Linked DNA regions of Homo sapiens: region 1 is linked to region 2. Evidence: read pairs that join two places in POLR2A ChIA-PET (ENCODE). Cell type or tissue: OCI-LY7. All regions are shown on one strand. Links, peaks and the distances in the headings refer to the core of each region. The heading gives the core; the rest is flanking DNA.

Region 1 (8,000 bases), core at 1-8,000, 670 kb before region 2:
TATGGTTTCATCTGAGGAGATTAGAGAAAATAATGGCTCAACCATGTGAATTTATTTTGGTTGCCTGTTATCTGGGTACCTGATCTATTTATCTCTGGGCTATGCTGTGACTTCTAATTTAAGCTTAGCTCCAGTCTATAATCTGTTTAAAATAAAGAATGCCCTAACACTATGGTGTTAAGATGAATGAATGAACAGAAACTCAAAAGATCGGCCAGGCGCAGTGGCTCACGCCTGTAATCCCAGCACTTTGGGAGGCTGAGGCAGGTGATCACCTGAGGTCAGGAGTTCGAGATCAGCCTGGCCAACATAGTGAAACCCCATCTCTACTAAAAATACAAAATTAGCCTGGCATGGTGGCGGACACCTGTAATCCCAGCTACCCAGGAGGCTGAGGCAGGAGAATCACTTGAACAACCCGGGAGGCGGAGGTTGCAGTGACCTGAGATTATTCCACTGCACTCCAGCCTGGGAGACAGAGCAAGACTCTGTCTAAAGGAAAAAAAAAAAAAAAGCTTAAAAGATCATCTCCTCCTCTTCTAACCACATATAGTCAGGTGCCACATAATGATGTTTCAATCAACAATGGACCACATAAACAAAGGCGGTTCCATAAGATTGTAATATGGTATCTTTACCTTTTGTATGTTTAAATATGCTTTGATACACAAATACTTAGCATTGTGTTACAGTTGCCTACAACATTCAGTACAGTAACATTTTATACAGGTTTATAGTATAGGAACAATAGGCTGTGCCACGTAGCCCAGGTGTGTAGTAGACTATACCTTCTAGGTGTGTGTAAGTGCACCCTGTGATGTCCCCACAACAATGAAATGCCTAATGATGCATTTCTCATAAGATATCCTGGTTCTTAAGCAATGCATGACTGTAATTGCTTATCTATAGGGTTATGTATAAAAACAGACTGAATTCAGTGCTTCTTGACTATTATAAATTAACATGTTGGCCGGGCAAGGTGGCTCATGCCTGTAATCCCAGTGCTTTGGGAGGCTGAGGCAGGCGGATCAGTTGAGGTCAGGAGTTTGAGTCCAGCCTGGCCCCTGTCTACTAAAAATACAAAAATTAGCCAGGTGTGGTGGTGTGCGTCTGTAGTCCCAGCTACTCAGGAGGCTGAGGCACAAGAATTGCTTGAACCCGGGAGGTGGAGGTGGCAGTGAGCTGAGATCGTGCCACTGTACCCCATCCTGGGCGACAGAGCAAGACTCCATCTCCAAAAAACAAAAAAAAACCCATGCTGTGATAAATAACATTCACAGCAAAATTAAGGGTAAGAGCTTGGAGCCCTTTGCATGGCAGAAATCTCATTGGAGTTTTTTTCTGTGGCATAATGAGAACATGATCTGTCCCCTCCTTTTCTGGGGGAAATACTGAACAAGTGTGCATGTGGTCAAGGCTTAGGAAATTACGTGAAACATTCGCCAGCTGCATTCCTTACTAACTAGCCTTGTTAAATGTCATCTTTATCTTTAAAGGTGGTTCGAGGAATTGTTTCCCAGTCCTGCCACTAGTTGAGGCACTGGTATTGATGCTCAATGTTCTGAACTTTTTTGTGGGAGAAGCTGCTCTATTGGCAAAGAAGGAAGGGTTGTGATGGTTAAATGGGGTGAGGTGAGGACTGACAAACAGCAAAAAATTGCTAACTAACCATAGTCGAAGATGACAAACTGGTTACAGGAAATTTTTCTCAAATCTCCTCATGTGGTTCCGAAATACTAATCAAAACACAAAAATTAATTAGAAGATAATATTTAGCTAATGCTAGTTTACTTTTTAACATCAAGATTTCATGAAAGCCAAGTTCTAATGACTATTGTCCAGTGGATTTTTTTGTTTTGTTTTGTTCTGTTTTTTTGAGACAGTCTCACTCTGTTGCGCAGGCTGGAGTGCAGTGGCACAATCTCGAGTCACTGCAACCTCCACCTCCCAGGTTCAAGCGATTCTCCTGCCTCAGCCTCCCGAGTAGCCAGGATTACAGGCGCCCGCCATCATGCCTGGCTCATTTTTGTATTTTTAATAGAGAGAGGGTTTCACCATGTTGGCCAGGGTGGTCTCGAACTCCTGACCTCAAGTGATCCACTGACCTCGGCCTCCCAAAGTGCTGGGATTATAGGCTTCAGCCACTGCACCTTGCCTGTCCAGTGGATTTTTAAATTTTATTTAAATGTCAAACTACTTTAAGCATATACACAAATAGAGAAAATAATGTAGACCACATATATTCGCATCTTAAGGTTTTTGTTTTTATTTATTTATTTTTTAAGACAGAGTCTCGTTCTGTCACCCTCACTGCAGCCTCCGCCTCCCAGGCTCAAGGGATTCTCCTGCTTCAGCTTCCCCAGTAGCTGGGATCACAGGTGTGTGCCACCACGCCTGGCTAATTTTTGTATTTTTAGTAGAGACAGGATTTCACCACGTTGGCCGGGCTGGTCTTGAACTCCTGACCTCAGCTGAGATCTGCTGACCTCGGCCTCCCAATGTGCTGGGATAACAGGTGTGAGCCACTGTGCCTGGCCTTAAGGTTTTTTGGTTTTGGTTTTGTTTTTTTTTTTTTTGAGACAGAGTCTCGCTCTGTGGCCCAGGCTGGAGTGCAGTGGCATGATCTCGGCTCACTGTAGCCTCCACCTCCCAGGTTCAAGCGATTCTCCTGCCTCAGCCTCCTGAGTAGCTGGGACTACAGGTGCGTGCCACCACGCCTGGCTAATTTTTTATATTTTTAGTAGAGATGGGGTTTCACCATGTTGGCCAGGATGGCCTCGATCTCCTGACTTCGTGATCCGCCCACCTCTGCCTCCCAAAGTGCTGGGATTACAGGCGTGAGCCACCGTGACCAGCCAAGGTTTTTAAAGTCTAGGAAATGAAATTGCTCAAGTAGCTCATTTAGAAAGTAAGCATCCACACCTTCTGCTTTAGATCATGCTGATACTCCAAGTTACAATGAAGTATAGAAAAATAGTCTATTTTGACTATTTAAAAATAGTCTCTGGGCACAGTGGCTCATGCCTCTAATCCCAGCACTTTGAGAGTCCAAAATAAGAGGATTGCTTGGGTCTAGGAGTTTGAGACCAGCCTGGGCAGCATGGTGAGACCCCATCTCTCTTTTCTTTCTTTTTTTTTTTTTTTTGAGGCAGAGTCCCACTGTGTCACCCAGACTGGAGTGCAGTGGTCTGGTCTCGGCTCACCCAACCTCCGCCTCCCAGGCTCAAGCGATTCTTCTGCCTCAGCCTCCCAAGTAGCGGGATTACAGGAGCGTGCCACCATGCCCAGTTAATTTTTGTATTTTTAGTAGAGATAGGGTTTCACCATATTGGCCAGGCTGGTGTTGAACTCCTGACCTCAAATGATCCACTTGCCTCAGCCTCCCAAAGTGTTGGGATTACAGGCATTAGCCACCGAGCCCAGCCAGAGACCCCATCTGTAAAAAAATTTTTTAAACATTAGCTGTAGTGGCACGTGCCTGTAATCTCCGCTGCTTAGGAGGCTGGTGCTGGAAGATCACTTGAACTCAGGAGTTCTAAGGCTGCAGTGAGCCATGATCACACCACTGCACTCTAGCCTGGGTGACAGGGGAGACCCTGTGTCAGAAAGAAAGAGAAAAAAAAAAAAACACAAAAATAGCCATTAGGAAATCATATCATAGAACTGATTGTTTGAAAAGTCATTGACTTCTTAGAATTAAAAACCAACACCAAATTTGTATTCCTTTCAGTTTTGTTTTATGTTTCTCATAAGTTTTTTACATTTGTTTATTTTTTTCTTCTCATTCTCTTTTGTTTTCCTTTTGTTCATTTGCTTCTATACCATGTAACACTGTGTGTTAGGCTAGTAGCATTACCAGAGAGCTCCAGGGGAGAGAGCTAAAGCTTACTAACCTTCAGGAAAATTTGAGTGAAGTCAGTCAAGTGAAAGAGACTTTGGAAAAAGAACTTCAGATTTTGGTAAGTACCTGTTGGGAATCTGAATCTCAGGGTTTCTGGCCATTTCCTGTTTTAAAAAATCCTCCAGTAAGAAATATTGTAGCTGTTTCCTTTCTCTTTCTAAGTGTTGATTCAACTTGAGTGTATTAGTTATTGGCTGATAAATATTGTCCTTTGAGGGGAATCGGATCAAACCCAAACAACAAAGGTAGGTATTACTTTTTTTTTTTTTTTTTTTTAATCTATCCCTTCGCCTTTGGTAACGCACTGCTTTGAAATGTTATTGACTACTTAGTTTTACTAAACACAGAGCCCTTCCAAGTTATACATCGAACACAGTTAGGTTTCATATTGAATGAGGCCCCTTCATATTGAATGAGGCCCCTAAACTGTGATTATCAGGGCAGTAGCTGTACTGGGCCGTAGGCGCCCTCTGTTGGCGAGGCAGGATGCTTGCTGTCTAATTAAATAAATTAAAATAAATCTAACTCAGTTTATTCCATCTCAGAAAATTACCTTCCCTTTTATATGTTTTCTCTTTCCTTAATCTCAAGTTGTATGGCATATGTATATTTTTTACCTTTTCTCAACTCTGTTCCTTCCTACTTGCCTCCTGCACTGAAAACCCGAGTTTAAACAAGGCTGATACTCATGAGTAGTGCCAGTGGTACCCACCCACATGCCATGGAAAGAAAAGCCAGAGGCTTATGGAGAAACTAGACGAGGTATATGTGCCACGCAGGGTCAGCTGTCCCAGGTCCTCCACATCCCTTCCTCTTCGCTGTTCATTACACTTCTGTGCTATTAACAGTGTGAATTAACGTGTGTGATCTTTTTTTTTTTTTTGAGACAGAGTCTTGTTCTGTTGCCCAGGTTGGAGTGCAGTGGCGCGATCTCGGCTCACTGCAGCCTCTGCCTCCCAGGTTCAAGAAATTCTCCTGCCTCAGCCTCTTGAGTAGCTGGGATTACAGGCGCCTGTTACCACGACTGGCTAATTTTTGTATTTTTAGTAGAGATGGGGTTTCTCCATGTTGGCCAGGCTGGTCTTGAACGACTGACCTCAAGTGATCTGCCCTCCTCGGCCTCCCAAAGTGCTGGGATTATAGGCGTGAGCTACTGCGCCCAGCCTGGTGTCCTTTAAGAAAATGTTTTGAGTTCATTGCTTCTCTGCCCTCCTCCCAAGCTTTTAGGATGCCTTGCCTTTTTTTTTTTCCCCCTAAGTTAGAGTATCCTTCCGTATATCTTAGGACAAGACATGCCACCTTGAGTCTGGCTGTGGGATGGCACAGGGGGCAGCCTGTGGGCTTGGATGCACTGTGGCCCCTGCACCATCTTTTCATAATCCTATCTAGTTAGAAATACTCATGTAACAACCTTCTTGATGTAGCTAGCTCGAAGTTCATCTCAGGACAACCAGGAGAGTGATTTTTAGCTTGGCCTATTGTCATGTTTAGAAAAGACCTTGAACTGTAAGTGACTTATGGGCCTTTTCAGTTTCAAAAGTAGCGACACAGACCTAGATTCAAGATATTAGATTACTCTCAGAAATAACAAACTTCAGAGCTTTGTTCACCATTTCACACAGATTTCTGAAGAGAAGGTCTGCTGTTTGAGAGGTGGCAACATGAAGCATGCACGTGCACCCTATGTATACACGCACATGCATGTACTTACCTAAGTACGAACATGCCTACATGGGCATGCTGGTGAACCTGCCTTCCCACATGTCCATACACACACATGCAAACTGCACTCTTTTGTGTGTATACATGCACATGTTTATGACCCACATGTAGTAATTGGTGTCATATGTTTGAGGTGTATTAGTTTTAATAAAACAAGACCAGCAACAAAAAGTAGACAGTATCGTAGTTATAATTGATAGAAACTTCTTGTCTTTACAATTTGAAATCTTTCTGTTCAGAATCTCTCATTCTTTTTCTTTAGAAAGAAAAGTTTGCTGAAGCTTCAGAGGAGGCAGTCTCTGTTCAGAGAAGTATGCAAGGTATGTCTTACCAGAGCGTGTGCAGATTGCTTTAAAAAATATCATTCTTTCATACTGGAGCTGACCTGTGGAGTGCACAGAGTTACACTGCTCGTAGCCTAATTTCACTCTCCTGGAAGTTCCTGCCGTGCTCAGAAAGACTGGCTTCCATTGGTTTCCTGAAGCCTCAAACTCCCAATTTTTTCTTCTTTTAGCTTAAGGCTTGTTCTGTATTAAAATGTAAGTATTCCTGGGAAGAGTGTTATTTATGCTTTCATCATTGATAGCTTTATTGAGTTTTAACTGGAAGGAGGAAAGAGAGATGAGTGGAAAGGGCCTGATGCCTGTCTGAAGTACTGATTCAGGGAGGCCAGAGACAGCGGCAGACCTGCTTCTTTCAGGCTGGACACAGCCATGTGATTTGTAAGGGGACTTTTTAGTATTCCTGTGTTCTCAGATCTCTTGAGCATAATATTTGACTGGGTTGTAAGACAGCCAAGCTCCAGATAGCTTATTAAATATGAAACATATTAAACTTCTAACTTTTATCCTAAATAGAAACTGTAAATAAGTTACACCAAAAGGAGGAACAGTTTAACATGCTGTCTTCTGACTTGGAGAAGCTGAGAGAAAACTTAGCAGGTAAGAAGACATCTCTGGTGACTAAACATTAAATACAGTAGGCTTTCCCGTATTCGAGACAGTTGTAGTATGTTACATAACAAATGTACTATTCAGGCATAGCCTCTTCACTCATCATGGTGATATAACAATGTGATGAAATACTTGTTTGAGATCTGTAACCTCCAGCAAGTCCTCTTTGCTCTGTTTTCACAAGAGCCAGAATCTACCACATCTCACCACTCCCACTGCTATCCTTGCTCCAAGCCAACGGCCATCTTTCATCTGAGCTACCCTGACAGCTGACCCTTGGGGCTCACTGCTGCTGCCTGTGCCGGCTTCGGTCTGTTCTCAACACAGCAGCCACAGCAATCCTTTTAATACGAAGTCAGATCATGTCGCTCCTCTCCTCAAGGTCATCCAGTGACTCCCATCCCACTCAGGGAAAGCCGTGATCCTTACACGATCAGGCCCTATTATCTCTCGGATTTCATCTGGGACCCCCTTCCCCTGTTCATTCCACTCCAACCACTTCAGCCTCCTTGTGGTGCTCAGACGTGGTGGGTGTTCCTTTCTCAGAGCCTGTGCACTTGCTTTTCCCCATTCCCTCACTTCCTTCAGGTTTTCCCTGAAATGTCAGCACCTCAGGGAAGCCCCATCTGAGATTCTAACCTCCTTCCCAGCTCCTTTGCCTGCATTTATTTTCCTTCCTCTTAGCACTTACCGCTATTAATTATATGATTTATTTTCGTTATCTTGCTTATTGTGTGCCTTCTTCACTAGAATGTGATTTTTATGAGGACAAGAATTGCTGTGTGAAAATATTACCAGAGCAAGAATACACTCAGTCAGTTTTTGTTGATATAACACAGCCGTGCTATTCTTTTTTTCTCTATATATTTAGATATGGAGGCAAAATTTAGAGAGAAAGATGAGAGAGAAGAGCAGCTGATAAAGGCAAAGGAAAAACTGGAAAATGACATTGCAGAAATAATGAAGATGTCAGGAGATAACTCTTCTCAGCTGACAAAAATGAACGATGAATTACGTCTGAAAGAAAGGTATATGTGACTGTTGAAAAGAGTGCTGACCTTAGGTTAGGCTCTGCGGCAAGCTCTAGGTGGGAGGGGAGACAAAATGTTTAGGATTGTTACGTTTTAAAGTTTCCCGTCTCTGTTCTTTTCTGTTATTACCTCATTGTGTCCTTGAATCAACTATTTAACCTTCTAAAATGGATTTTACCTATCTTACTTGTCAAGAACAACAGAATTAAGGAATACAATACTATTTATAGACCTTTTGGTGACTTGTAAAGAAAAGATAATAAGGCCGGGTGCGGTGGCTCATGCCTGTAATCCCAGCACTTTGAGAGGCCGAGGTGGGCGGATCACTTGAGGTCAGGAGTTCGAGGCCAACCTGGCCAACATGGCGAAACCTTGTCTCCACTAAAAATACAA
Region 2 (16,336 bases), core at 3,772-11,771:
ATTTGCTAATCTTTTTTTTTTTTTTTGAGACGGAGTTTCACTCTTTTTGCCCAGGCTGAGTGCAGTGGCAGATCTCAGCTCTCACTGCAACATCCGCTTTCCGGTTTCAAGCGATTCTCCTGCCTCAGCCTCCCGAGTAGCTGGGATTACAGGCGTCGTCAACCACGCCCGGCTAATTTTTGTAGTTTGAGTAGAGACGCGGTTTCACTATGTTGGCCAGGCTGGTCTCGAACTCCCGACCTCGTGATCTGCCCACCTCGGCCTCCCAAAGTGCTGGGATTACAGGCGTGTGCCACCGCTCCCGGCCTTGCTAATTCCTATTTTTAACAGAGACCTTGGAGCTCAGTCAACTCTAAGCCATAGCATCTAGCTAAGACTTAAATTGGTTCTTTCAGTGTTTTCATTTTTACATTTATTATTGCCTTAGGGTACCTGCTACTGGTTTTCTATTTATAATAATGATACGTAAAGTCTCCATTCTTCTAATTTTTTTTTTTTTTTGAGATGGAGTCTTGCTCTGTTGCCCAGGCTGGAGTGCAGTGGCGCGATCTCGGCTCATTGCAAGCTCCGCCTCCCGGGTCATGCCATTCTCCTGCCTCAGCCTCCCGAGTAGCTGGGACTACAGGCGCCCGCCACCACGCCCGGCTAATCTTTTGTATTTTTAGTAGAGACGGGGTTTCACCATGTTAGTCAGGATGGTCTCAATCTCCTGACCTCGTGATCCACCCGCCTCGGCCTCCCAAAGTGCTGGGATTACAGGCGTGAGCCACCGCGCCCAGTCTTTTTTTTTTTTTGAGACAGAGTCTCACTCTGTCTCGCCCAGGCTGGAGTGCAGTGGTGCAATCTCGGCTCACTGCAGCCTTCTCCTCCCTGGTTCAAGCGATTCTCCTGCCTCAGCCTCCCGAGTAGCTGGGATTACAGGCGCCCGCCACCACACCCAGCTAATTTTTGTATTTTTAGTACAGACAGGGTTTCGCCATGTTGGCCAGGCTGGTGTTGAACTCCTGACCTCGGGTGATCCATCCGCCTCGGCCTCCCAAAGTGCTGGGGATTACAGGCGTGAGCCACTGAGCCCGGCCTATTTTATTATTATTTTTTAAGACTGAGTCTTGCTCTGTCTCCCAACCTGTAGTGCAATGGTGCAATCTCGGCTCACTGCAACCTCCGCCTCCTGGATTCAAGCTGTTCTCATGCCTCAGCCTCCTGAGTAGCTGGGATTACAGGCGCGTACCACCAGGCCTGGCTAATTTTTGTATTTTTAGTAGAGACAAGGGTTCACCATGTTGACTAGGCTGGTCTCGAACTCCTGACCTCAGGTGATCCACCCGCCTCGGCCTCCCAAAGTGCTGGGATTACAGGCATGAGCCACTGCGCCTGGCCCTCCTTTTTTCAATATATGTATTGATTTTTTTAAAGTGAGTTAACTTATTTTTATTTTCTTCTTGAGAAAAGTTCTCACTCTGTCATCCAAGCTGGCGTGCAGCGGCATGATCTCGGCTTACTGCAACCTCTGCCAAGTGAGTTAATTTACATATAAAGATTAATAGTACATGTGATATTTGGAAATGGGAGAAGAAAAAATCCCAACGGCATAGAATTTAGGACCTGAGATTGTTTCCCCACTCCCAGCTTTTGCTCTGCCTATTTTCTTTGCCTGGAATTATTTTTCCCTACTCCTAGGTGTGATTGTCAAAATATGTAACCCATATTTTGGGTTCATATTTTGGATTCATATTTGGCTCAGTGGCTCATGCCTGTAATCCCAGCACTTGGAGAGGCTGAGGTGGATGGATCATTTGAGATCAGGAAATTGAGACCAACCTGCCCAGCATGGTGAAACCCCCGTCTCTACTAAAAATACAAAAATTAGCCAGGCGTGGTGGTGGGCGCCTGTAATACCAGCTACTTAGGAGGCTGAGGCACGAGAATCACTTGAACCCAGGAGGCAGAGGTTGTAGTAAGCCGAGATGGTGCCACTGCACTCCAGCCTGGGCAACAAAGCAAGATTCCATCTCTAAATAAATAAATAAATACATAAATAAATAAAAATATTTAGAAGACATAAAAAAAAAAATATATATATATATATATATGTATATATGACCGCCACCCCCTCCCTGGGGGCAGCTTCTCCCTGATGCCATCACAAACCCTCCTGCTCTACTGGTTTCCCTAGATTCCCAAGTAATTGTGCCATCAGACCCCCTGGGAGGGGGCCCCAGGAGAGGCAAGGGAGGGGCCAACCAAAGGTCAGTCCAGCACTAAAGGATCCCCACTAAGGGCTGTTCACCTGCCCCAGGGACTCAGAACACACATGACTCTCCCCACTTGAGCTCAGGATCCCGGCATTACACGGGGCGCGCTGAGCCCCAGATGTCCCTAACCCCTTTCCAGCACCCTCCAGCCTTGCAGAAGCAGCCACCATGCCAGTCTCTAAGTGCCCAAAAAAGTCGGAGTCCCTGTGGAAGGGGTGGGACCGGAAGGCCCAGAGGAACGGCCTGCGGAGCCAGGTATACGCTGTGAATGGCGACTACTATGTGGGCGAGTGGAAGGACAACGTGAAACACGGTGAGTGGGACTCCGGGACGGGCGGCCGGAGTGGGGTCAGAGCCACAGTGGGCAACAGGGCCAGGAAGGCAGAGTGCAGAGCTCACTGGGGACATGAGATGTGTCCCCAAGGCTCCCCCAGGGTGAGCGCTGGCCCAGGCCAGCTGGGGGCCTTCACATGCTGGGGCTTCTGAACAAACTCAGCCCTGACTTCAACTGAGTGAGGGTCTCAGGACCAGCAGTGGACAGAGGGTCTTGAGAAACTGGCCTGCCCCCGGGGCTCTGGGACCTAGGGGGCTCAGTTCCTGCCTTCTGAGACCTGGGTTAAGCACTGGGCTGGCTGGCAACAAGAAAAGCCACGCCCCTGAAGCCAGCTTGCAGTGGGGTTCTGGGCTTCGCATTCAGCTGTGATGCTCTGCAGAGGGCTGAGCGCCAGGCACAAGGGAGGACCCCCTACTCCATCCCACAAGGAGGAGCTGGGGCTCCAAGTCTGACCAGCAGGGGGCAAAGGGGTCCTGTTGATACAAACTAAATCCTGACTGGGGAAAAAAATAAAGAAAAAAGAGCTTTTATTTTAAAATGTGGCACTGCTGCTCACTCCAGTCTTGCAATTCCAGACTCTGTACTCTTTTTTTTTGAGGGGACAAGGTCTTGCTCTGTCTCAAAAAAACAGGCTGGAGTGCAGTGGTGCCTTCATAGCTCACTGCAGCCTCGAGATCCTGGGCTCAAGCAATCCTCCTGTCCAAGCCTCCTGAATTGCTGGGATTACAAGTGGGAGTCACTGTGCCTGGCTAGATTCTGTGCTCTTTTTATTTTTTTAGACGGAGTTTCACTCTTGTTGCCCACGCTGGAGTGCAATGGCACGATCTTGGCTCACCGCAACCTCTACCTCCCGAGTTCAGGCGATTCTCCTGCCTCAGCCTCCAGAGTAGCTGGGATTACAGGCATGTGCCACCACGCCTGGCTACTTTTGTATTTTTAGTAAGACGGGGTTTCTCCGTGTTGGTCAGGCTGGTCTTGAACTCCCGACCTCGAGTGATCCGCCCGCCTCGGCCTCCCAAAGTGCTGGGATTACAGGCGTTTAGCCACTGCGCCCAGCCCAATTCTGTGCTCTTAACCATCCTGCTCTCCTGCCTTGCTGGGTTAAGTGCTTTGCAGTCAAATAAACCTGGGTTAGGATCCCAGTTCCAGGCTGGGTGTGGTGGCTCACATCTGTAATCCCAGCACTTTGGGAGGCCGAGGCAGGCAGATCACCTGAGGTCAGGAGTTCAAGACCACCTTGGCCAATATGGTGAAATCCCATCTCTACTAAAAAAATACAAAAATGGGCCAGGTGGGGCTGGGCGTGGTGGATCACGCCTGTAATCCCAGCACTTTGGGAAGCCGAGGCGGGCGGATCATGAGGTCAGGAGATTGAGACCATCCTGGCTAACACAGTGAAACCCTGTCTCTACTAAAAATACAAAAAATTAGCTGGCTGTGGTAGTGGGCGCCTGTAGTCCCAGCTACTCGGGAGGCTGAGGCAGGAGAATGGCGTGAACCCAGGAGGCGGAGCTTGCAGTGAACCGAGATCTCGCCACTGCACTCCAGCCTGGGCGACAGAGCAAGACTCCGTCTCCAAAAAAAAAAGAAAAAAAAAAAGACTTGGAGGAGAGGGAGTAACTGAGTGGATGTTTGCAGGAACTAGCATAGAAGGTGGCAGGACCAGCTGGAGCAGAGAATATACCTGGGGTGTTCAAGGAACAGCCAGGAGGACGGTGTGGGTGAAACAGAGTGAGGAAGAGGAGGAGGTCAGAGAGGTTGCAGGCCGGGGACAGTGGCTCACACCTGTAATCCCAGCACTTTGAGAGGCCGAGGCAGGCAGATCACTTGAGGTCAGGAGTTCAACACCAGGCTGGCCAACATGGCAAAACCCCATCTCTACTAAAAATACAAAAAATTAGCTGGATCGAGTGGTGAACGCCTGTAATCCCAGCCACTAGGGAGGCTGAGGCAGGAGAATTGCTTGAACCCAGGAGGTGGAGGTTACAGTGAGCCAATATCATGCCACTGCACTCCAGCCTGGGTGCCAGAGCAAGACTCTGCCTCAAGATAAACAGTCCTGGCGCGGTCGCTTATGCCTGAAATCCCAGCACTTTGGGAGGCCGAGACAGGCATATCGCCTGAGGTCAGGAGTTCGAGACCAGCCTAGCCAACATGGTGAAACTCCGTCTCTACTAAAAATACAAAAATTAGACCAGACATGATGGCAGGCACCTGTAATCCCAGCTACTTGGGAGGCTGAGATAAGAGAATTGCTTGAACCTGGGAGGAGGAGGTTACAGTGAGCTGAGATTGCGCCATTGCACTCCAGCCAGGGAGTTTCCAAGAACGAATCTCCATCTCAAAAAAAAAAAAAAAAAAAAAAGAGGTTGTGGGTTAAAGAAGAAGGGTAGTCAGATCATATAGGACCCTGTCAGCCATGGTAAGAACTTTGGATTTGACTCTGTGACACAGGGAGGGTTTAGAGCATAGGAATGACATGATCTGATTCATGTCCCATAACACCCATGCTGGCTATTTAGTTGTGAATGAGGTGGGGGCAGGAAGACCCCTCAGAGGCCCTTGCAGACATCCAGGTGAGAGACATCCAGCAGGAGAACGAAGCACCCCATAAAAGCAAATTATTAGAAAGGCAGGAATGGAGCCATCCTCAGGGAAGGCTTAGGACAACTTCTCCATCTATCTGCTTCTCCCTGGCTGGCCTTTTTTCTCTCCTCCTGCAAGTATACCTCTGCATGATACACATGGCTGCCAGCATCTTAGTGACAGGATGGAGGAATCCTCTTCACTTCCTGATATAGTTTTGTCTTGTTTGAGACAGAGTTGTGCTCTGTCGCCCAGGATGGAGTGCAGTGCTGCGATCTCGGCTCACTGAAACCTCCACTTCCCAGGTTCAAGTGATTCTTGTACCTCAGCCTCCCAAGTAGCTGGGACTAAAGGCACACACCACCACGCCCAGCCAATTTTTGTATTTTCTGGTAGAGATGGGGATTCACTTGCCAGGTGCGGTAGCTCACGCCTGTAATCCCAGCTCTCAGGGAGGCAGAGGTGGGAGATAGCTTGAGCCCAGGAGTTCAAGGCCTGCTTGGGCAATATAGCGAGACCCCGTTCTCCACAAAAAGGAAGAAAAAAAAAGACAAATAAATAAATAAGTGAGACACGGATTCACCATGTTGGCCAGGCTGGTTTCGAATTCCTGACCTCAAGTGATCTGCCCACCTTGGCCTCCCAAAGTTCTGGGATTACAAGTGTGAGCCATCATGCCCAGCCTTTTCCCCTTATTTTCCTACTTGATAAGTTTTGGTTTGCCTCACTGTGTCCTGTGCAGACTCTCAGCTCTTCCATCCCCTGTATTAAATTTTCTCTATTTGAAATAACTAGCATTTCAAACTGTCCTAGGGTCTTCAGTGTTCCGACAACCAGCATCACTGCACTGCAGAAGACAGTGCAGTATGGTTTCTGTTGGGTCGTCTGGACCCCGAACCCTCAACTGATTCAGTCACCCAAACAGTAGCAGAAAATGCCAGGTCTTTTTTTTTTTTTTTTTTTTTTTGAGACAGAGTCTCATTCTGTCGCCCAGGCTGGAGTGCAATGGTGTGATCTCGGCTCACTGCAACTTCTGCCTCCCAGGTTCAAGCGATTATCCTGCCTCAGCCTCCTGAGTAGCTGGGATTACAGATGCACGCCACCAAGCCCAGCTAATTTTTGTATTTTCAGTAGAGACGAGGTTTCACCATGTTGGTTAGCTGGCCTCGAACTCCTGACCTCGTGATCCGCCCGCCTCAGCCTGCCAAAGTGCCGGGATTACAGGCGTGAGCCACCGCGCCCGGCCAAGACCTCGCGTTTTCTAATCCAAAAAATTAGCCGGGCGTGGTGGCGGGCGCCTGTAGTCCCAGCTACTGAGGAGGCTGAGGCAGGAGAATGGCGTGAACCTGGGAGGCGGAGCTTGCAGTGAGCCGAGATCGCGCCAGTGCACTCCAGCCTGGGCGACAGAGCGAGACACCGTCTCAAAAAAAAAAAAAAAAAAAAAAAAAAAAAAGGAAAGAAAAAGAAAACGCGAGATCTTAAAACCAGGTCTCAGGACTCCTATACGAGGTACTCCAGTACTGTTAGGCTAGGGACTTTCCCCAGCACAGGCCATATACTGTGCGTATCAACCCCTAACTCGACTGTTGGATGCCTCCTGCTCTCACTCTTCACCTTCTTCTAATAACAGGCCCCTGCTACCTTGGTCACAGAAATGAGCACGTAATCCAACTGGGCAAATCAAAAAATTGAGATGAGATTTTTCAAAATGGACTAGCAGAGAAAAAGCACCTTTCCCCTCTAATTCCCAGCCTATTGATTCCCATGTGTCTCCTGCATTTGCCTGCGGTAGGAGAGACTGAAGCCACCCACGGAAGGCATAGTCATGAGCATCCATCAGTGTCTTTTTTTTTTTTTTTTTGGTAGGGGCTACAAAAAAAAAAAAAAAAACAGGTTGTTTTCGCCTGTCCTGCCCCTCACTTCCTCCCGGTTTTATTTCCTTTAGGGACACCCCTCTCCCACTCTAAATCCCCAAGGTTCGGGTGGGCTGACTCCGCCCCCCTAGCAGGCCTAGCCAATCAATGTATTGGCTAGCCAATCACTCTGTTGCTCCTGGGTTCAAGCGATTCTCCTGCCTCCCAAGTAGCTGTGATTACAGGCACCTGCTACCATGCCCGGTTAATTTTTGTATCTTCAGTAGAGACGAGATTTCGCCATGTTGGCCAGGCTGGTCTCGAACTCCCGACCTCAAGTGATCCGCCCGCCTTGGCCTCCCAAAGTGCTGCGATTACAGGCGTGAGCCACCTCGCCCGGCTGCAACCATCATTTTCAAACCTCTTTGCCTTTACTCATGCAGTTCCCTGTGCCTGGACTGCCCTTCCTGGCCCCAACGTCACCCCCTCCAGGAAGTCTCTGAGTCCCCAGATTTGACCAAGTGCCCTTCTTCTGATATTGAAATCTCAGTGCCTACCTTCGTATATTGAAATTGAACTATGTGGGTATTCATCAGGCCTCTTTCATTTGCAAGAGGCAGAAATTCAACTCAGGAGGGCTTCAGTAATGCAAGTTCAGCCATGGTGGGATTCAGGGGCTTAATGTCACTGGAACTTGGCGTCTCCCTCCATGTCTCCATTTTGCTTTCCTCTGCGTTGAGTTCCTTCTTAAGTCAGCTTCCTCCCCTTGCAGGCCCGGGTGGGTGTGGTGGCCCAAATGGACTTACACGGAGTCTCATTGGACCAACTTGGGTCAGGTGGCCTGCACTGACCCAATCACAGCAGCCTGGTGGGTAGAATACACTGATTGGGTAGGCCTGCCAGGGGGCGGAGTCAGCCACCCAAACCTTGGGGGTTTAGAGTGGGAGAGTGGTGTCCCCAAAGGAAATAAAACCAGGAGGAAGTGAGGGGCAGGACAAACGCAAACAACCCAACAGCCCCTACAATGTGGTTGGGCCCTACCAGACCATGGGCTCCCCAAGGGCAAAAATAATAACAAAGGCTCCCATGATTTGAGAGAGGAAAAAAAAAATAAAAAAATAAAAAAAACCAATAAAGGCTAACATTGACATCGTATTTCCTACTTGTAGGCTCTAAGTGCTGTACACATATCCTGGAATCTAGTGATAAGAAACAACCCCATGAGATACTGTTTTTCTTTTCAGAAAATTAGAATGGTCCCGTAATTGCTCACAAATTGAATCTTTTCTCCCTCGGCTTTATTGCGGTATGATTGACAAAGAAAAATTGTATATACTTAAGATGTGTAGTAAGATATTTTCTTAAAAGTCTACATTTCGAAGGCCGGACGCAGTGGCTTACGCCTGTAATCCCAGCACTTTGGGAGGCTGAGATGGGTGGATCTCCTGAGGTCGTGAGTTGGAGACCAGCCTGGCCAACATGGGGAAACACCGTCTCTACTAAAAATACAAAATTAGCCAAACGTGGTGGCGCATGCCTGTAATCCCAGCTACTCAGGAGGCTGAGACAGGAGAATCGCTTGAACCCAGGAGGCGGAGGTTGCAGTGAGCCGAGATTGCACCGTTGCACTCCAGCCTGAGCAACAAGAATGAAACTCTGTCTCAAAAAAAAAAAAAAAAGTCTACATTTCGAAATTATTAGTACAATCAAAGTAATTAGCATATCCATCTCCTCACATTATTACCATTTTGTTTGTGTGTGGGGAGAACAATTAAGATCTATTCTCTTAGCAAATTTCAAGTACAGTATCCAATACACCAATACAGTATTAATATAGAACGATGCTGTACACCAGGTCTCCAGATCTTTGTTTTTGTTTTGTTTTGTCTTTTTGAGACGGAGTCCCGCTCTGTTGCCAGGCTGGAGGGCGGTGGTGCGATCTTGGATCACTGCAACCTCTGCCACCCGGGTTCAAATGATTCTCTTGCCTCCAACCTCCCAAGTAGCTGGGACTTTCACTATGTTGGCCAGGCTGTTCTTGAACTCCTGACCTCAGGTGATCTGCCCGCTTCAGCCTTCTAAAGTACTGAGATTACAGGTGTGAGCCATCATGCCCGGCGTTTTTTTTTTTTTTCAGTCTCACTCTTGCCCAGCCTGAAGTGCAGTGTTGCGATCTCGGCTCACTACAACCTCCGCCTCCTGGTTCAAGAGATTCTCCAGCCTTAGCCTCCCCAGTAGCTAGAATTACAGGTGCTCACCACCATGCCCAGCTAATTTTTGTATTTTTAGTAGAGACGGGGTTTCACCATGTTGGCCAGGATGGTCTCGATCTCCTGACCTCATCATCCGCCTGCCTCGGCCTCCCAAAGTGCTGGGATTACAGACACGAGCCACCGCACCCGACCTGTTTGTTTTGAGACAGTCTCGCTCTGTCGTCCAGGCTGGAGTGCAGTGGCGCAATCTCACTCACTGCAACCTCTGCCTCTGACGTTCAAGCAATTCTCCTACCTCAACCTACTGAGTAGCTGGGATTATAGGCATGCGCCACCACACCAGGCTAATTTGTGTATATTTAGTAGAGACAGGGCTTAACCATGTTGCCCAGGCTAGTCTTGAACTTCTAGCCTCAAGTGATTTACCTGCCTCAGCCTCCCAAATTGCTGGGATTATAGGAGTGAGCCACTGTGCCCAGCCTTAGGTCTCCAAATCTTGTACATCTTGTAACAAAAAGTATGCACCCTTTGACAGAACATCTCCACATTTTCCCCACCCCACCAGCCCCTGCTAATTGCTATTTTACTGTTTCTATGAGTTTGACTTTTTAGATTCCACATATAAGTAAAATCATGCAGTATTTGTCTTTCTCTGCTTGGCTTATTTCACTTGGCATAATGTCCTCCAGATTCATCCATGTTGTCACAAATGGCACGTTTTCTTTCTTTCTTCCCTTCCTTCCTTCCTCCCTTCCTCCCTTCCTCCCTCCCTCTCTCCTTCTCTTTCTTTCTTTCACAGTCTCACTCTGTCGCCCAAGCTGGAGTGCAGTGGCGCCATCTCAGCTCACTGCAACCTCCACCTCCCAGATTCAAGTGATTCTCCTACCTCAGCCTCCAGAGTAGCTGGGATTACAGGCAAGCACCACCACGCCCAGCTAATTTTTGTATTTTTAGTAGAGACCAGGTTTCACTATGTTGGCCAGGCTGGTCTCAAACTCCTGACCTCAAGTGATCAGCGCGCCTCGGCCTCCCAAACTGCTGGGTTACAGGCGTGAGCCACTGCGCCCAGCCCCCCCATAAGATATTCTTATACCCATTTTACAGCTGAGATATCTGAGGCTCAGAGAGACCCAAAGAATTAACTTACTTGGTCAAGGTCACAAAGCTCAGAGGGATAATGTTGAATTTGTTCCTGGGTTACCAAGGACCCAGACATGAATTGACCAATATTGGTACTCCACAAATATTTTATTCATCGTTTTGTTAAATATGTATTAAGCTCGGTGTACTGGTGTGTGCTTGTATTCCCAGCTCGTCGAGAGGCTGAGAAGGGAGAATCTCTTTAGCTCAAGAGTTCAAGACCAGCCTGGGTAACATAGCAAGACCCCATCTCTAAAAAGAAAGAAATGCCTGGTGTGGTGCCTCATGCCTGTAATCCCAATACTTTGGGAAGCCTAGGCAGGAGGACTGCTTGAGCCCAGTAGTTTGAGACCAGCCTGGGCAACATAGAGAGACTCTGCCTCTATAAAATTTTTTTAAAAAATTAGCCAGGTGTAGTGGCATGCACCTGTGGTCTCAGCTACTCAGGAGGCTGAGGCAGAAGGATCATTTGAGCCTGGGTGGTTGAGGCTGCAGCGAGCTGTGTACGTCAGCATAGCCAACACAGCCAGATCCTGTCTAAAAAAAAGAAAGAAAAAGGCCAGGCGCGGTGGCTCACGCCTGTAATCCTAGCACTTTGGGAAGCCGAGGCGGACAGATCACCTAAGGTCGGGAGTTCGAGACCAGCCTGACCAACATGGAGAGACCCCCGTCTCTACTGAAAATACAAAATTAGCCAGGCGTGCTGGTGCATTCCTGTAATCCCAGCTACTTGGGGGGATGAGGTGGAAGAATTGCTTGTACCTGAGAGGTGGAAGTTGCAGTGAGCCGAGATCGTGCCATTGCACTCCAGCCCAGGCAACGATAGCAAAACTCCGTCTTAAAAAAAAAAAAAAAGAAAGAAAGAAAGAAAAAAAAAGGCCGGGTGCGGTGGCTCATGCCTGCAATCCCAGTATTATGGGTGGCCAAGGCAGACGGATCACGATGTCAGGAGTTAGAGACCAGCCTGGCCAATATGGTAAAACCCCGTCTCTACTAAAAATACAAAAATTAGCTGGGCATGGTGGCGGGCACCTGTAATTCTAGCTACTGGGGTGGCTAAGGCAGGAGAATCTCTTGAACCAGGAGGCGGAGGTTGCAGTGAGCCGAGATCGCAACACTGCACTTCAGCCTGGGCAACACAGCAAGACTCTGTCTCAAAAAAAAAAAAAAGAAAGAAAGAAAGAAAAAAAAAGAGAAAACAGTAAATTAGCAGGTATTAGTCACCTACAACATGCCAGGAACAGTTTGTTTGTTTGTTTGTTTGATTTTGAGATGGAGTTTCGCTCGTCTCCCAGGCTGGAGTGCAATGACGTCATCTCGGCTCACTGCAACGACGTCATCTCGGCTCACTGCAACCCACGCCTCCCAGGTTCAAGAGATTCTCATGCCTCAGCTTCCTGAGTAGCTGGGATTACAGGCGCCTGCCACCACGCCTGGCTAATTTTTGTATTTTTAGTAGACACAGGGTTTCGCCATTTTGGTCAGGCTGGTCTCGAACTCCTGACCTCAGGTGATCCACCCGCCTCAGCCTCCCAAAGTGCTGGGATTACAGGCTCGAGCCACTGCACCCAGCCTCCAGGCACAGTTTTTCAGTGCAGGGAACAAAACAGACCAAAGTCTGTGCCCTCCTGCAGCTCACATTCTCCTGGAAAAGACAGGCATGCGACACTAATCAACAAATAAGAGAATTACCTCTGGCCGGACGCAGTGGCTCACGCCTGTAATCCCAGCACTTTGGGAGACCGAGGTGGGCATATCACTTGAGGTCAGGAGTTTCAGACCTGCCTGGCCAACATGGAACCCCATCTTTACTAAAACACAAAATTAGCTAAGTGTGTTGGCGCACACCTGTAGTCCTAGCTACTCTGGAGGCTGAGGCAGGAGTATCTCCTGAACCCGGGAGGCAGAGGTTGCAGTGAGCTGAGATCGCGCCACTGCACTCCAGCCTGGGCGACAGAGTGAGACACTGCCTCAAAAAAAAAAAAGAAAGAAAGAAAGAAAGAAAGAAATGGAACTTTCCTGGCCTTCTCCTGGGTACTTGGTGTCTAGGATGATGCGCAGAGCCTGTCCCAGCTCTCTAGATTCGTCTAGTTGGGGGCCCCTGAGGCTCAGGCAGGCACACCACCCCCACCCCCCGGCGGCCATGTCTGCAGCATTGCCCATCTGTGTGTCACCAGGGAAAGGAACACAGGTCTGGAAGAAGAAAGGAGCCATCTATGAGGGGGACTGGAAGTTTGGGAAGCGAGACGGCTACGGCACCCTCAGCCTTCCTGACCAACAGACAGGAAAGTGCAGGAGAGTCTACTCAGGCTGGTGGAAAGGTGATAAGAAATCGGTGAGCAGGCCTGCCAGCCGGGGTGTGTGTGTGTGTGTGTGTGTGTGTGTGTGCGCGCGTGTGTGTTTAGGGGAAGCCGAGAGAGGCCTGGGAGAAAAGAGAGGGGAGGTCTACAGGGAGGAGGACAGGGTTGTGCTGCTCGTGGGAGAAGGAAGGGGTGGGGGAATTGCAAAGTTTCTCAGAACAAAACCCAGGAAACAGGAAGCAACAGAAGGCCAGGGAGGAGCCCACGAAACCCTGCGGTTGCGAGGAGCCAGCCAGGCTTGTGGGGACGAAGTCGCCTCCACCCTTTTCCCCCTCGTTTCCTGGCTTTCTTTTCCCCAGGTATCACTTTCTGAGAATCCCCTTTCTGCTGGGCCTGAATAAAAGGGAGGTAGGAAAAGTGGGAGCAAGAGAGCAGGGGACAGGAGAGGAGGGTCCCGGGGGGCCGAAGCCAGCCAGAGGCGCGTGCTCAGCCCGGAAACACCCAAGCTGGGCACAGGTTCCCTCCATCTACTCCCACAAGTGTGGAGGAATCCTCACCATCAGTCCCAGAGACACTAATAATAAACAGTATTGCAACTGAGCAACTGCTACTGTGAGCCTGAAACACATATTTAAAACTTTTTTTTTTTTTTTTTTTTTTGAGAGGGAGTCTCATCCTGCCGCCCAGGCTGGAGTGCAGTGGCGCCATCTTGGCTCACTGCGAGCTCCGCCTCCCGGGTTCACGCCATTCTCCTGCCTCAGCTTCCCAGGTTGCTGGGACTACAGGCGCCCGCCACCACGCCCGGCTAATTTTTTGTATTTTCAGTAAAGACGGGGTTTCACCGTGTTAGCCAGGATGGTCTCCATCCCCTGACCTCGTGATCCGCCCGCCTCGGCCTTCCAAAGTGCTGGGATTACAGGCGTGAGCCACCGCGCCCGGCCTGAAACACATTTAATATTCAGTTAACTCTCACAGCAACAGCTCATCATCATCATCATCTTCATGCCCATTTTATTGATAAGCAAACAAGCTCGAAGAGATGAGGTGTCTTGTAACTGCCCAAGGGGTTCACCTTGCCGGTGCCTGGCCTTGAGTTGTATTATTACTCAAATCAGTCTCCCCGAACATTCCAGCAGCAGAGTTTTTAAGGATAACTTGGTGGGTGGGGGAAAGACAGTGAACCAGGAGTGCTGATTGGTCAGAGATAAAATCATAGGGAGTCAAAGCTGTCTTCTTGCTCCCCAGACAGAGCCGATTCATCAAGACGGGAATTGCAATAGAGAAAGAGTAATTAACACAGAACTGGCTGTGTGGGAGACCTGAGTTTTATTATTATTATTATTAATTTATTTATTTTTTGAGATGGAGTTTCGCTCTTGTCGCCACGCTGGAGTGCAATGGTGTGATCTCGGCTCACCGCAACCTCCGCCTCCTGGGTTCAAGCGATTCTCCTGCCTCAGTCTCCCGAGTAGCTGGGATTACAGGCATGTGGTACCACACACTGCTAATTTTGTATTTTTAGTAGAGACAGAGTTTCTCCATATTGGCCAGGCTGGTCTCGAACTCCCGACCTCAGGTGATCCGCCAGCCTGGGCCTCCCAAAGTGCTAAGATTACGGGCATGAGCCACCGCGCCTGGCCCTGGGTTGTATTATTACTCAAATCAGTCTCCCGGAACATTCTGGCTGCAGAGTTTTTAAGGATAACTTGGTGGGTGGGGGAAAGAGTAAGCCAGGCGTGCTGATTGGTCAGAGATAAAATCACAGGGAGTCAAAGCTGTCTTCTTGCCCTGAGTCAGTTCCTAGGTGGGGAGCCACAAGATCACATAAATCAGTTTATTGATTTGGGTAGTGCCAGCTGATCCATCAAGTGCAAGGTCTGCAAAATATCTTAAGCATTGATCTTAGGAGCAGTTTAGTGAGGATCAGAATCTTGTAGCTTCCAGCTGCATGACTCCTAAACCATAATTTATAATCTTGTAGCTAATGTTAATCCTACAAAGGCAATCTAGTCCCCAGGCAAGAAGGAGGTCTTCGGGAAAGGGCTGTTACTGTCTTTGTTTAAACTATAAACTATAAGTTTCTCCCAAAGTTAGTTCAGCTTAAGCCCAGGAATGGACATGGACAGCTTAGAGGTTAGAAGCAAGATGGAGTCAGTTAAATTAAATCTCTTTCACTGTCTCAGTCATAATTTTGCAAAGGCAGTTTCAGTCTTGCCTGGAGTCACACAGCTAGCAAGTGGTAGAGCCCAGGGTTTCATGTTCTCTGCTCCCAAATTGTTTATTGGCAAGTAGGAAGAGAAAGCCCTGAATAACCAATTTACGTAGAATATGGTATTAGGAGGGATGTTTTCACAGGGTGCCCAGAGGAAGGTCATCAAGCCCAGCCTAGAGAATTCAGGACAGAAGGCTAAGCACAATGGCTCACGCCTGTAATCCCAGCAATTTGGGAGGCAGACAGGGGTGTATCACTTGAGGTCAGGAGTTCGAGACTAGCCTGGCCAACATGGTGAAACCCCCGTCTCTACTAAATAAAAAACACAAAAAAAATTAGCCGGGCATAGTGGTGTGTACCTGTAGTCCCAGCTAGGGAGACGGAGACATTAGAATCGCTTGAAGCCAGGAGGCAGAGGTGGCAGTGAACCGAGATCACGCCACTGCACTTCAGCCTGGGCAACAGAGTGAGACTCCATCTCAAAATAAATAAATAAATAAATAAAACTATATAATAATAATAATTAGCTAGATGTTGTGGTGCACATCTGTAGTCCCAACTTTTCAAAAGGCTGAGGCAGGAGGATTGCTTGATCTCAGGAGGCTGAGGTTATAGTGAGCTATGGTGGTGCCACTACACTCCAGCCTGGACAACAGAGCAAGACTTGTCTCAAAAAGAGGGAATTCAGGGCAGGCTTCCTGTAGGAGGTGACACTAAAAGATGCTAGGAGTTAGCCAGGAAGAAAAAAAAGGGAGAAAGATGGGAGGCAAAAAAATAGCAAAGGGAACGAGATGTAAAACAGCAGAGTGTGTCTGCCCTGGGACAGGAGTGAGGAGAAGAGTTGCGGGGGCCCTCAGGGATATGTGGGAAATCAGGATTTTGAGGAGTAGACTTGGCTTCTCAACCCAACCTCCTCGGGTGTGATCTGCAAACAGACCTTGTTTCCCTGTGGTTGGACACTAAGTGTGGTGTTTTTTGTTTTTTGAGACGGAGTCTTTCTCTGTTGCCCAGGCTGGAGTACAGTGGCGCGATCTTGGCTCACTGCAAGCTCCGCCTCCTGGTTCACGGCCTTCTCCTGCCTCAGCCTCCCGAGTAGCTGGGACTACGGGCACCCACCACCACACCCAGCTAATTTTTTTGTATTTTTAGTAGAGACGGGTTTTCACCATGTTAGCCAGGATGGTCTCGATCTCCTGACCTTGTGATCCGCCTGCCTTGGCCTCCCAAAGTGCTGGGATTACAAGCGTGAGCCACAGCGCCCAGCCTAAGTGTGGTGTTTTTTGTTTGTTTGTTTGTTTGTTTTTTGAGACAGTCTTGCTCTGTTGCCCAGGTGGGAGTGCAATGGCACGATCTGGGCTCACTGCAACCTCCGACTCCTGGGTTCAAGCAATTCTTCTGCCTCAGCCTCCCAAGTAGCTAGTATTACAGGTGCCCACCACCACA

What was found. Peaks named below come from ENCODE experiments on the same cell type or tissue, not always from the same donor. Only the 100,000 strongest peaks of a DNase experiment are listed, where the experiment ranks them.
Region 1: POLR2A ChIA-PET joins it to region 2 with 5 read pairs; 1 of 35 experiments calls an interaction of 5 or more read pairs at or near these places.

The regions. Positions count from the first base shown.
Region 1 is chr12:122,332,591-122,340,590 of GRCh38, reverse strand. CLIP1 (CAP-Gly domain containing linker protein 1) reads left to right here. Exons shown (of 26, transcript NM_001247997.2): 12 at 3,843-3,959; 13 at 5,886-5,943; 14 at 6,481-6,564; 15 at 7,448-7,604. Among named protein-coding and RNA genes, the nearest start is that of CLIP1-AS1, 59 kb to the left of the region's middle. In OCI-LY7, for the core only: CTCF peaks have their summits at 4,141 and 4,369 (motif pointing left); a DNase peak (open chromatin) is centred at 4,350.
Region 2 is chr12:121,655,571-121,671,906 of GRCh38, reverse strand. MORN3 (MORN repeat containing 3) reads left to right here and starts at 2,253. Exons shown (of 6, transcript NM_173855.5): 1 at 2,253-2,568; 2 at 12,559-12,716. The coding sequence starts at 2,424. LOC105370034 (a long non-coding RNA gene) reads right to left here and starts at 7,783. Exons shown (of 3, transcript XR_001749356.2): 1 at 7,586-7,783. RefSeq lists enhancers at 1-116, 7,431-7,700, 7,414-7,953 and a silencer at 7,871-7,920. In OCI-LY7, for the core only: no CTCF peak of the experiment used is centred there; a DNase peak (open chromatin) is centred at 7,846; H3K4me3 peaks cover 1,571 bases; H3K27ac peaks cover 1,806 bases.